Linked DNA regions of Homo sapiens: region 2 is linked to region 1. The links are chromatin contacts, found by Hi-C or POLR2A ChIA-PET in ENCODE. All regions are on one chromosome and are shown on one strand. Each heading gives the region's core, a stretch centred on a gene start or an enhancer-like site at or near the end of the contact. The rest is flanking DNA. Distances are from core to core; before and after follow the strand shown. Region 1 has its middle 48 kb from the start of NORAD. Region 2 holds the start of DLGAP4 (DLG associated protein 4).

What was found. Hi-C counts contacts between places; a loop is a spot of excess contacts on that map. ChIA-PET counts read pairs that join two places held with the same protein, here RNA polymerase II (POLR2A).
Region 2: a loop to region 1 is called in a map of CD4-positive, alpha-beta T cell, with 5 times the contacts of the local background. The contact joins two enhancer-like sites. A Hi-C loop is called at or near these places in 1 of 168 maps with a recorded cell type or tissue (CD4-positive, alpha-beta T cell). POLR2A ChIA-PET finds 5 or more read pairs at or near these places in 3 of 52 experiments (WTC11, activated CD4-positive, alpha-beta T cell and activated T-cell).

The regions. Positions count from the first base shown.
Region 1 is chr20:36,095,819-36,102,246 of GRCh38, forward strand. It overlaps a transcript of EPB41L1 not described here. Among named protein-coding and RNA genes, the nearest start is that of NORAD, 48 kb to the left of the region's middle. RefSeq lists enhancers at 1-46, 1,910-2,418. Within about 2 kb of position 2,678, at least 17 of the 41 ENCODE cell types and tissues checked have a DNase peak (open chromatin) inside an H3K27ac peak, as active enhancers do.
Region 2 is chr20:36,306,252-36,312,967 of GRCh38, forward strand. DLGAP4 (DLG associated protein 4) reads left to right here and starts at 88. Exons shown (of 13, transcript NM_001365621.2): 1 at 88-261. Within about 2 kb of position 5,105, at least 2 of the 41 ENCODE cell types and tissues checked have a DNase peak (open chromatin) inside an H3K27ac peak, as active enhancers do.

The DNA of each region.
Region 1 (6,428 bases), core at 1,428-3,927:
GATCACCTGAGGTCAGGAGTTCGAGAGCAGCCTGGCCAATATGGTAAAAATACAAAATTTAGCCGGGCATGGTGGCACGCGCCTGTAATCCCAGCTACTAAGGAGGCTGAGGCAGGAGAATCGCTTGAACCCAGGAGGCGGAGGTTGCAGTGAGCTGAGATTGCATCACTGCGCACCAGCCTGGGTGACAGAGCGAGACTCCATCTCAGGGAAAAAAAAAAAAAAGAAATGCAATTTCTTGGTTCTCACGCCAGACCTAGGAATTGATAACTCTGGAGGTGTGGCCCAGCAATCTATGTTTTAACAAACACAGGTAATTCTTATTTACTCTGGAGCTCAAGAGAGGTGGAGACAGGGAGCCAGGAAACATCTATTAATTGAAACACTTGGAAAGCCTCCCCTGTCCCTCACACAGGTGCCTGAAATAGCACTCAGGCCCCACCTGGTAGGTAGGAATTCTGCTTTCAAGTCCCAGGTCTTATGATCTTGGACAAGTCTCTCCTTCAGTGACTAATGCAATGACTCTTTGACAGTGTGCTGTGGACCAGGTTCTGAGCGAGGGGTTTCCCTGATCTGCTCAGTTTCTCCAATTCTTACTTTGATCTCTAAGGCCCTTCAGGATCCAGTTCCTGCCCACTTCTCTGGACAACAGCCACTTTGGCCTTTTAGTTCATCTAGGCACCATGAGCTCTTTTGCTTCTGGGATTTTGCACATCCTGTTCCCTTTGTCTAGCACACTCTTCCCCTGCTTCTTATCTTGATTAACTCCCACTCTTCATGTTTCAGCTCAATAGTCACTTTCTCAGGGGGGCCTTTGCCAACTCTCTAGGCCAAGTCAATTTTCCCTGTTACACATTCTTAGAGCTCTCTGTGTCTCACAGGGCTTGTGAGAATTTGTAATTGTTGTTTGTCCCTTTACTAGACTGTAAATGCCATGTGGGCAGGAACTTGCTTACTAATCTTCTTAGTGTCCCACACAGTGCCTGACTTATGATTTGTGTTCAATAAGCTTGTCAAACTGAGTTAATTTATAAAATGGCAGATGGCACTAAATGATACCCAAAGTTTCGTTTCAAGCCCTGACAATGTGTAATCCAAGCAGGCTTCAGCCTTTTCTCAAGTTGATTTACCTGTCTTTTTCAATGCTGCATCTCCCATCTCCTGGCTGTAGATTTGAGCACTCACCGTGGGTCCAGGCCCATGCTGGGCTCTGCTCTAGTGGAGGCAGGAGGAGGCTCCTCAGGAGACACAGCCTAGCTTGGGTTCTGTGTCTTCCTGGATTAGGTTTGTACTGGAATGAGAAGAGGAAAAGTATTGAAAGAGGAATCCAAATATCTGCGTCCATGCCTTGTTATGTGACTGAGGGCCAATCACTTTCCCCTTTTGGCACGTGTCCATCTCTGTAAAATGAAGGTATTGGGATGGGTGGCACACTTAGTAGTGGTTACTAGCACTGGCTCTACAGTCATTCGGGGCTTGCCATGTACTAGCTGGGGGGACTAGGGCAAGTGATTCCATTTCCTCATTTCCTTACTTGTAAAACAGGACCAGTACTAGTATCTGTTTCACAGGATTGTTTTGATAATTAAATGAGATAACATCCTTGGAATGCTTAGCATAATGTGAGTGCATAAGAAACATTTGATAAATGTCAACTATTATGACCATTATTGCTACTCCACAATTCAGCTCAACATTCTTGAAGGCCTTTGTATTGGGCCCTAGGCCTACAAAAACAGAAATGAATCCAGCAGTATTCACAGGTTGGGGGTGGGAGCAGACATGTAAAGATGCAATACCACCGCAAGGACAATGTACAAGCTGCCAGGGTGTGGCTGTTTATGGAGGAAAAGGCTTCCTGGAGGACAGAGATGGTGTTTGGGCTGGATTTTACCGTCTGGGTATTTGAAATAGCATGTGCAAAGGCAGAACGGCTTCTTAGGGGAACCCCAAATAGTTCCACATGGTTGGAATAGGAGGTGGTGAGTGGCAGGGATGAGGGTGGAGGAGTGAATGACTGGAGATAAAGCTGAGAGGAAGATTAGGGACAGATCTGGTGCAGGCCAAAGAGCCTGAGCAAGTCCTGCAGACGGCAGGGAGCTGGGGAAGAGGAGTAAGCCAACCAGGAAGGATCAGATTTGCATTTCAAAAACACAGCTCTCCAGGTGGTGACAGAGGATGGTTGGTCTGGGAGGAAGGGAAGGACTGTTGACCTGGAGACCTGGGCACAGAGGCTGCTAAACAAGCTCAATGGGAGGCCCCACTGGGGTGGATAGATACCTAGAACAGGCTGTTCTAGGAAGCTTTTTCCTCTGTAAGCCTGTCTTCAGCCTGGTTTCACGACAGCCTGGCCCTGGAAGGTGCAGGAGAGGTGAGAGTGACTTCTCATGAGGAGCCTCTGGGTCCTCTTTAACCTCTAAAGCTGCCTAATGAGTGGGAATCTGAAAAACAGAGTTTGAGGGTCCTAGGTCTGCTACTCAAAGGATGCACAGTGTATTAACTTCCTAGGGGTGCTGTCATGAAGCACGCAAACCAGGTAGCTTTGAACCACAGACATTTACTCCCCCACTTGTGGAGGCTAGAAGTCTGAAATCCAGGTGTCAGCAAGGTTGGCTCCTTCTGGAGGCTCTGGGGCAATCTGTTTCCTGCCTTTCTCCTAGCTTCTGGTGGTTGCCAGCAATCTTTGGCATTTCTTGGCTTGCAGCTGCATCTGCCTCTGTCGTCACGTGGCTTTCTCTCTGTTTCATTTCCTCTTCTAAGGACACCAGTCATATGGGATTTAGAACCCACCCTAGTCCAGTATGACCTCATTTGAACTTGAGTAATTGCATCTGCAAAGACCCTGTTTCCAAATATGGTCACATTATGAAGTTTTAGGTAGACATAAATTTGGGTTGGGAGGGGACACTGTTCAACCCAATACATGCAGGAAGTTGGGGAGGAGTGCATGCCTTTTAGTTCCACAGGGCTACATCCAAATTTAGGCTTTGCAGTGGAGCCTCTATGAAATGGAGACAGTAGGCCAGGCATGGTTGCTCACGCCTGTAATCCCAGCACTTTGGGAGGCCGAGGTGGGCAGATCATCTGATCAGATTTGTATTTCAAATTTGAGTGATCTGAGGCGGATTATTCCTGAGGTCAGGAGTTTGAGACCAGCCTGGCCAACATGGTGAAACGCTGTCTCTACTAAAAATACAAAAATTAGCCAGGCGTGGTGGCGGGCACCTGTAATCCCAGCTACTCGGGAGGCTGAGACAGGAGAATTGCTTGAACCTGGGAGGCGGACATTGCAGTGAGCTGAGATTGTGCCACTGCACTCTAGCCTGGGTGACAGAGCAAGACTCCGTCTCGAAAAAACAAAACAAAACAAAACAAAGAAATGGGACAGTAGCACCTACAGTAGTGTCATGGTCATGAGACTTGATCAAAATAACAGATATGAGCATGCCTAATGAGGTAGTACACAGTAGGCACTCAATACCTACTTCCTTTCCAGCTCTCCCTTCTCTGCACTTAGGAGCTTGGACAAGTCACCTAATCTTGCTTTACTTTCCTCATCTATCAAATGTGAATAATCATCATCCAGCCCTGCCTACTTCACCAAATTGCGATCCCAGGAGATAATGAGAAAGCTCTTTGTAAATTGCTTAAGGGCTTGTAGCTGTGATTTTTAATTATAATAATAATCATCATAATAACCCTTGGCCATTGTCATATCCGCTGCATTCTCCTCAGAGCCCAGCCCAGCCCAGCCCGCTCCTCTCCTGAGACAGGTCCTCTTTGCCTGTTTGTGCTCAGAGGCATCCCATGAAGTGTCGCCTCTGTCTGAGTTGGGAGGACCTTAGAGATGGTCCTTGCCGTTGCCCTTATTAGCCTGAGGAGGGAAACATGCTCAGGGAGAAAAAGTGACACCCGCAAAGTCACACAGCTGGTCAGTGGTAATTGGAACACCTTATCTGTGGCTCCTGTCTTCAGTCTGAACAGTGCTTTTTCCCTAGTTGCAACTTTAGGCCCAGAAGCAGGAGCTCAGGGCAGATAGAGGCCTGGAGTGGGCTCTGCATATGTTCCAGAGGTGAGGATGCAACAGGAGAGTGTCCTGCTGTCAGGATTAGAACCCCAAGAAAGGGGTCCCTGGGCTCTGAGTGAGCAGGCTGAATGGGCCGGTTGTTCTGTTATCACTCTGGCTATGGCCATCTCTGCCTACTCTGGTGGGAGGGCCACCATGCGGGGCTCTGGAGTCTAGATGTAACCCAAGGCTTCAGTGTCCCTGTTGACAGCCAGGGTGGCATTTCTCAGCAGGTCCTGTCCCTCTAAGCCTTGCCTTGGTGGGTCTAGGGAAAGCTCTGGGAAAGAGAGAGGGCTTATACTGTCCTGGTAGTTTCTGGCAAGTCATCTTCCTTTCCCCCCACACTGGGGAAGCCAGGCCCCTCCTTGGCCCCTTGATTCTTCTTTCCTTTCCTCCCTCCTCTTCTCAGTTTGCTCTCTCCCTTCTGTCTGCTTTCTCCCCTTCCCTCTCCCCACCTTGTCCCCAGATTAGAGGTCTAAAGATAGAGTCTCCAGGCCCACTTCAGGTGGGTGGTTTTGGGTTTGCTTGAGGCCACCTAGAATTAGAAAGTCTAGAGTCTTCCTCATAAGAGGCTCACTCTGGTGACTTATAATCAACTGCTTATGTTTATTGGCTTACTGTGTGCCAGGCCCTGTGCTAAGCGCTTTACATGCCTTATGTCTTTTAATCCTTACAACTACCAAGTGAGGCAGAGATGATGATCCCCGTCGTATTACAGGAGGCTAAATAACTTGCCCAAGGCCTACGCAGTCCTCAGCCAGCAAGTGGCACAGCTGGGATTTCAATCTAGATCTGTCCGAAGCCCACCGGTACTCTTGAGTCTTTCCTATATGGCCTGTGACAGAGCCTGCGGGAGCATTTAGGTGTCCACAGAGGGGCATGCATTTGCTCAAATTCAGAGAACAAATTCTTGACTCTGAAAGAAGGGCTTCCAATCGAGGAATCTTCCCTCCCAGGCCTGCACTCTGGCAGCACCTCCGGGACTGGCCTTTCTACAGCATCAGCCTTGGGGCCCGCCAAGGCTCTGAGCCCATCTGGTTCTAGGCAGCTGCCCACCTGTAGGAGAGACACTGCATCGGTATGGGGGGTGGTGACAGGGCCCATCTGAAGGTACTTGCCTTTTTTCCTAGTTATTGTTTTGTCTCTGGCCACCTCAATTTTTCATTGAATCGAGTCTTCCACTTAAAGAAGCATATCATTTGCAAAGAGCATTACTTTTGTCTCCTCACAAGACTGCTTGGGAGCTTGGATATGCTGCAGGCTCAGTGACGGGTGGAACTCTGGAAGAAGTGGGGAGGGAGGCAGAGACCGGAGCCAGGAGACCCAGGTTCAGAGGTACATATCCACCAGAAGAAAAAAAGGAGCTGGCCTGAGGGCCAGAGGGAGGTGGCCTGGAGAGAGGGAGGAATAGGAAACCTGCTCTCACCCCATGTGCAGCCCGGGAGTCCAGACTCCCTCCCAGTCAGGGCTGCTGGTCTCAGACTGTCACTCAGGAATCTGGGCAGCTGCAGTCAGCTTGTTGAGCCTCCACCCACCCCAACCGAGACCATTATGTTGGTCAGCCTGGCTCAGCCCAGCCACCTGCCTGCCTGAGCAGGTGGCTCAGTCAGAAGGGACCTTGGTGAAGGAGTGGTGGCTTTGAAACTTCTATCCACAGAGCCACTCTTCATAGGCAAGGGAGCAGAAGTTCAATTTGTGAAACACCTAAAAGGGGGAGCAGCTTAGCACCCCACCCCATTCCCCTCCCTCCTAGGGTTCCCTAAGGCTGGGCCTCTCAAACTTTGTTTCCCCCTAAGAGCAACAAAGGTGAGCATGCTAAAAAGCAAAATAAAACAAAACAAAACCTGTGTGCCATGGCTCATGCCTGTAATCCCAGCACTTTGGGAGGCTGAGGCAGGTGGATCACCTGAGGTCAGGGGTTCGAGACCAGCCTGACATGGTGAAACCCTGTCTCTACTAAAAATACAAAAATTAGCTGGGCATGGCTGCATGCACCTGTAATCCCAGCTACTAGGGAAGATGAGGCAGGAGAATCGCTTGAACCTGGGAGGCGGAGGTTGCAGTGAGCTGAGATCACACCATTGCACTCCAGCCTGTGTGACAGAGTGAGACTCTGTCTCAAAAAACAAAACAAAACAAAACAAAACAAAACAAAAAAAACAAAAAAACCCAGCACTCTTTTTCCAGACCTCACCCAAGAGATTCAAACCCAGCTGCTCCATGGGCGGGGTGGGGGGTGGGCGTCAGATCCGAGGTAGGGCCCCGGAAGCAGCCTGCTGTAACAGTCTCCCCATCGAGATGATTGGGACACAGATGGTTCTCAGATTGCCCTTGTAGAAGGCTGGCCTCAGATGTTCATGAA
Region 2 (6,716 bases), core at 3,855-6,354, 210 kb after region 1:
ACGGCCCCCTCCCCCGCGCTCCTCTCCCCTCTCCCCGCCCCCTCCCCGCCGCTCTCGGGGAGCCGGGGCCGCACGGCTCCTCCTCCCGCAGCCGCATCTGGGGCGCCGCGCCGGCCGGAGGAGAGGCATGGGGCGCCCGCGGGCCGGAGCCGGGGCGGGGGCCGGGGCCTAGGCGCGCGGACCTGCGAGCGGACCCGAGAGGCGGCGGCGGCGCAGCGGAACGGCAGAGCGGGCCGGAGGCGGCCGAGGCGCCCGGCGCAGGTGAGGGCGCGGGGGTGGCGCGCGGCGGCTCCTACCCCCTTCCCGGGCCGGCGCGCTCCGTCCCTCGGCTAGACCCCCCGATCTGGTCTCCTCCCCGACAGACCTCCCTGAACCGGGGGACGGCGCTGGCGCAGAAAAGCCCCCTCCCCTGCCAGTTCTGTCTTCCGATCCCGGGTCCGAGGGGCCGGCTGTGCGGCTGGGAAGCGCCTTCTCCGGTTGGGATCGCCCCATCCATGTCTCCCCGGACCCTCAAATCGGGGGCGGCGGCACCGGGGCCCGGAACCCCTGTCCGGGACCGGATCCCCATTCCGGCTCTTTTTCCCGCGGACTCCCCCGTACCCCATATCAAGCGGCTGCCAAAGCCTGGAAGCCCCCTCCTCAGGCCCGCCCCCTAATCCGCAGGGCGGCCTGGGGGTCAGGCGGACCCCTCCCGTGCCCGGCCAACCTTGGCGCTTGGGAGAGCAGGGCTATGCCGGCCCGGGCATTCCTCCATTCAACCCAGCTGCCTCGGATCCCGTCTCGGTAGACCCGGGAGCCGCCGGCTCCCCCCTTCCCGAGCTCTTTCCCTGACCTGGCATCTGGGGAGGGGGCGGGGGCAGCACCCCCCTCCCGCGCTGCATAGCGCCCCCTCCCTGTTTGCGTCCCTGGGAGGGGCTGGGCTGACCCGGGCACCTGGGCTGGGGGGGCACTCACATGGCTACCGGAGGCCCCCACGTGCGGCGCCCCGCGGAGACAGGGGTTCGCGTTCAGAGCTGGTGGCGGATGGACCAGGTGGCCGCGGGGACCAGCTGGGTCCAGATGTGCTGGGCCTGCTGGAAGGGGACAGGTGCTACCTGGACGTGTAATGGCCCTTGGTCTCTTTTGGCCGAACCTGCCGCTCCGATCCCCCTCCATCCCTTCATCCCTCCATCCCTCCATCCCTCCATCCCTCCGGCCCTTCTCCCCTTCTTCCTCCGCTGCCTGTGTTGCAGAGAGGGGCTGTCAGAGACTGTTGATGTGGGAAAAAATGAAATGGGGGAGGGGTTGTGATTGGCAAAGGCCAGTTGTGCCGGGAGCGGTGGGTAGAGGAGGTGCCCTGAGAATGGGAAGCCCTAAGCTTGGAGGGCAGCGCTGATGGGGAGAGGGTTCCTGGCACCCCCACCTGCCTGGAAGTGGAAATGACATAGCGGGAGGGGGCTGCAGTTCCAGCCCCCGGGGGACTGGCCTGCCCTGCCTCTACCTCCACTGCACCTCCTCTCCAAGCCTAGTCCCCAGTAGGGAGGGGGGAGTCCTGGCTCTCTCTGCCTCTGAGCCCTCACTTGTGGGAGGGGGCTGTTTTCCGCCAGCTGGAAGTGGTGGGAATCAGTTGTACAGGACCATCTCCTAGAATGCCTGTTGGAAGAGCCCTGTTTCTGTCCCTCCTTGGTGGCCACCTCTCTCTTGCCTTCTCTGCCAGAGGGCACTGGGCTGCCTGGTCCCAGGGTGGGGCTGCAGAGCTGGTGCCCTGGCCTGGCCGATGGGTGGCTGGAGTGTTGGAGCCACCACCAGGCCCTAGAGCCGGCTGTCGGGGCCAGTCAGCAGCAGACTCCGAGTGTGTTCCCAGCAGCTCCGGAGACGCTGGCTGTGCACGTGGGGCTGGCTAGAGTGCCTGTCTCCCGCTGTGGCAGGGGTAGGCCAGGGATCCTGTGTCCTCCAGGAGCTGGGACAGCGCAACTCAACTTCTGGGAGTGTGCCCGTGTGTGGTGTCCATGGCGACCCCGTACTCACCTGCCAGAGGCCTGGTGAGGCCTGTGCTGGGCGCTGGGGAGTGCAATGGCTGACAGGGTCCCCACCTCCAGGAGCCTCTTTTTTGTTGGGGGAGGCAGCCTGTGTCAGGCATTGGAGACAGTGTCCATGCTGAAGAGAAACTGTGAGCTGGACGGGACCTGATGGCTGGGTTATGTGGAACCCCGGGTGCCAGCCTTGAGATGGAACTGCAGGTCTGAGGGCTGTGCCCCGGGCGTGAAGCTGCCTGGCAGCTGAGTTGGTGTTTTTGAAGGAAGGCTGTGCAGCACTTGGGAACTAGGAGAGAATGTGTGCTTTGGAGCTTTCGGGAGACGCTGACGTATCGGATGTATCGGGGCACCCACTGACATCTCATTAGGTTCTTGTGTGGTTTGTGAGCCACAGGCTTCGTAAATGCCAGCAGTTTCACATGATGGGGAGGCTCTGAGGAACTGTATCCCGGGCACCGTATGTGACAGAAGCAGGTGGTCCCTACCCTCCTATACTTCCGTGATGGGTATTCATTCATTCAGAAAAGCATTAGAAAATCGCATTTGCTAACATCAGTGCATTTGAACACTTTCATTTAAACATTCTGAAATGTGAATTAATAAAATCTTGAATGCAGGGTTTTTTTTTATAGAAAGTACACAGTAGGTACTCAATAAATGTCATGGCTCCCAGGATGAAACCCAACCTCCCCCTCCCCCAACTAGCTACTTTCTAGCCACCTCTTGCTCCCCACCCCCTCCCTCTTTGGCTCGGGTCCCCCTGGCGGGCCTTCAGTTCCTGGAACAGGCCACGTTCCCTCCAGCTTCAGGGTCTTCACACATGCTGGCTCCTCTGCCTGAACATCCCCAGCCCCCTTCTCCCACGTGCCTGTTTCACTACTGCTCATCACCCAAGCTTAAGCATCGCTTCCAAAAGAAAGCCTTCCTCGATGCCCAGGCCAGGCTGTGTCACTGTCACCACCCGCCCAGCCCCGTGGGCCTCTGCTTCATTACCCCGTGCCCATCCTTCTTGGATGTCTCTGGGTGTGGCTGGTGTGGAGAAGGGCAGGGTCGTGCCTGTCTCTTCACGCCATTCCTCTGGTGCTGAGAAGATGTCTTGGCTCAACGTGTGCACTCATCCATTTCTTTTGACTTTTGACGACCTGGTCCATTCTGAGTGGAGGGCTGGGCTCTGGGGAATGGGGGGAGACTTGGCCAGGCCATTGCCAACATGACTGTCCATGTGCGTTCCTGGCCTCCAGCTGGGTCTGCATACCCAGAGGCATTTAGCCAGGATCTGTGGGAGTTACAGGCCTGTAGCCCCTAAAGTCCCAGCAGGTCTGTGGGACCCCAAAGTCTCTACAAGAGGGAGAGGGGCCATGCTGGGGCAGACCTGGCATCTTTAGAGGTGTGCCCCTGGCCAGGCATTTCCCCCTGTGGCCATTCATTTGCTCACATCATCACCTGTTTACCTGTTCAGCCCTTCCTTCACTCGCCAGGTCACTGGCCTGTTCACTCTTCCATTTCCTAGTCCTCTGTCCGTTCTTTGGGCTACTAGTGCTTCCTGAGGCCCACTCAGTGTCCAGCCCTGTGCCAGGCTTGGGGACACAGAGTCAAACCTGTGAGGACCCCACTCTGTAAACTGTAGCCATCCTGCCAGGTGCTTCCTAGTGATGGAGACTGGTGCTGTCCAACCACTGGAAGTGCTTCATAAAGGACATGCGCTGAGCAGGGTTTTGGAGGATTTGGGGATTTGGGTAGATGGAGAATAGTGGGGAAGGACACTGCTGGCTGCAAGAACTGCATGGACAAGCACAGTGGCCCATGCTTGTAATCCCAGCACTTTGGGAGGCCAAGGTGGGAGGATTCCTTGAGTCCAGGAGTTTGAGACTAGTCTAGGCAACATAGTGAGACCCTGTCTCTACAAAAAAAAAAAAAGAAAGAAAGAAAGAAAGAAAGAAAGAAAGAAAGAAAGAAAGAAAGAAAGAAAGAAAGAAAAGAAAAGAATTGCATGGATAAAGGCAGGAAGGCAGCCACATGCTGGTTGAGCTTGGGGATGCTGAGGGTTATGTGTCCTTCTAAGAGGAGGTGGCCACTCCTGAGTGGGCCACAGGGAGGCTGGTGGTGGAGGGAGTAGGGTGCAGTCATGGTCGGCATCCACTCTTCTAGGAGCCCTGTTGCGAATTTGCTGTGTTTCTTTGGATGAGGCGTGTCCCCTCTCTGGGCTCCCTTGATAAAGTGAAGACTTGGACCTGATGATCTCTGAGGGACCTTCTGCCTTCCACTGTCCGAAGTCTGTGATCCTGGGAGCCCTGCATCTTGGGGCATCTGGTGGGCTGTCCTCCCATTTTCTGGACAAGGAAACTGAGCATTAGTTTAGTTTATTAGTAAGGTCTCCAAGGCTGCACAGCTGGTGAGGTGGAGGTGCCAGGGTTTGGATCCAGAGCAAGCCACTGGGTTTGCTGTAGTGGCTTTGAAGGACAGCTTTTGTGTGTAAGCTCCCAGGGCTGGCATCAGCGTGGGGCTGGCGAGGCTTGGCAGTTTCTTCTAACAGATGACCCTGTTGGTTAAGGGAGTGAGGGTGCTGGAGAGCAAACTCACTGGGCATCTTTGAGAAAAGCTGTCACCGAGGAGTCCTGTGTGTTGCACCAAAGACAAGCCCACTTCCTACTTTATCGGAATATGGGGGGATGCTTTGTGACTCACATGACTAGATTTTCTTTCATTGTGACCTATGGGGGAGAGGGTTGCCTGTTCTGTTCCTATATCCCCTCCACAGCGTCTCCTGGCAACTCCTCCAGGCCAGGACTGAAGCCTTTAGGGGTGTGCAGCACGTGCAGTACTCTACAGTTTGCAGAACCCATTTCATCCCCCCATCTTCTAGCCACAGCCAGGGTTAGGAATGAAAAGGGATATTGTCTGCATTTGACAGATGAGGAAACTGAGGCTCAGAGTGGTTGGGTGGCTGCCCAAGGTCACTCGGAGGGTGGGGGGGGTGGACCCTCAGCCGAGGCGCCCCTCTCACTGGGTCCTTGCAGGGAGGGCAGCGTTTAGGGGCTTCTCACTTGCAGATCACACATTATTTCCTGAGCCGAGGAGTGGGGCCCAGGATCCTTCTGTGCTGGGTTTCGCAACGCCGCCTCCTCCCTACCGAGCTGTCTGACGTGGCCTTTTCAAAAACCCAAAATGAATGGAAGCACATTTTGTTTGGAGAATTTTGCTACACCCCTCACCAGGGCTGGTTGCAAAACCAGGCTTGGGGATCCCTACTGATGTTGACGATGATAATAATAATAATAACTGTATCACTGGCTAGCATTTCTTTTCATTCATTCATTCCTTCAACAAAGCATTTTAGACCATCTCCCAGGCCATGTGCACTGCTCAGCCCTCTGTTAGTGAGCACCGATGTCCGGACTCTCTTTCAGCCTCCCTCACACCCTATTATGATTATCACCCCCATTTTATGGAAGAGGAAACTGGGGCACAGAGAGCCAATGCTGCACAGCCGGTGAAGTGGAGGTGCCAGGGTTTGGACGAAAGGCTCCCTCCCCATGACAGAGGCTGGAAGACAGAGGCCGGGCTTTGGACGTAAGTCAGTTAGAGTTTAGAGGCTGGTCTTAGCCCCATGTTCTGGGGATTCTGAAGTTCCCGTTTGTTCCACAGCAAGCGTTGGGTGGGGAGGGAATCAAGTGGAGCAGACCCAGTTCCTGGCTTTGGGGAACCTGAACAGATGCGCTGGGGGCAGAGCTGGGTCTGGTCTGGAGAGCAGCCTTGGGACCACCCTTGGACTCAGTGGCTGCTCTGCTGTCAGTGGCCACACCTCCCCCAGCCCCGCCAGAGGCCCCATCTGAACTGTGAGGTTCACGGGTACCAAGGGATGGGCATCAGAGGAGAACTGTGGCCTCTCTCCCGGCTCCGCTGTGCTTCCCCAGCATGCAATTCTGGTTAAGCCAGCTCATCTCTCAGGCTTCTCACGGGGCACGTGGAGTGATATGGAGTGACCATGACCGGCAGTCCATTGGTGAGGAAGAACAAGATATTTGGCTCCTGGGACCGTTCATGGAAAAGGTAGAGCCCTCAATATGCACATGCACACGCACACACACACATGCACGCGCGAACACACGCACACACACACACACACACACACACAGTGCAGCCGCCCCCCGGCTGCAGTCACATTTGCGCTCCTCTTAGGTGAGAGAAGGGCTGCGCAGGTCACCCACCTCTGGGAGTCTGCTTCAAAAGTGGCTAATGGAACATTTGGTGCATGAGGGGGTCATCTTTAGAAAGCATAAGATGTGGGCAGGTTCTGTCTTTGATGATGTGGAAATGGGGCAGGCATCCTGGTGTTTAAATGGAGCAAAAGACTTATTGAGGCACTTATGGAGCGCCTGCTGTGTACCTAGCACTGCACTGGGACTCAAGATGGGGGATTAGAACAACGCCCTGAAGAGGTGCTGTGCTGGTGGGGGCAGTGGGACTCTGCACCCCGGGTGCTGGGCTAGGAGTGAGCACTCGGCCTCTGGGTTCAGGTGTTTTTCTTCCTGCAGTGACAGATAAGCCTGCGGGGGCAGACAGAGGTGGGTCCGGGAGGCTTTCTGTTGCAGCTGCCAGGACATGGGTGCTGGGTATCTGGGGGTTTGTAGTAAGAGGAACGAGCAGGTTTGCTACTGCTGTGTGTCCCTAACTGATTGCCTGCACCTCTCTGGGCCTCCA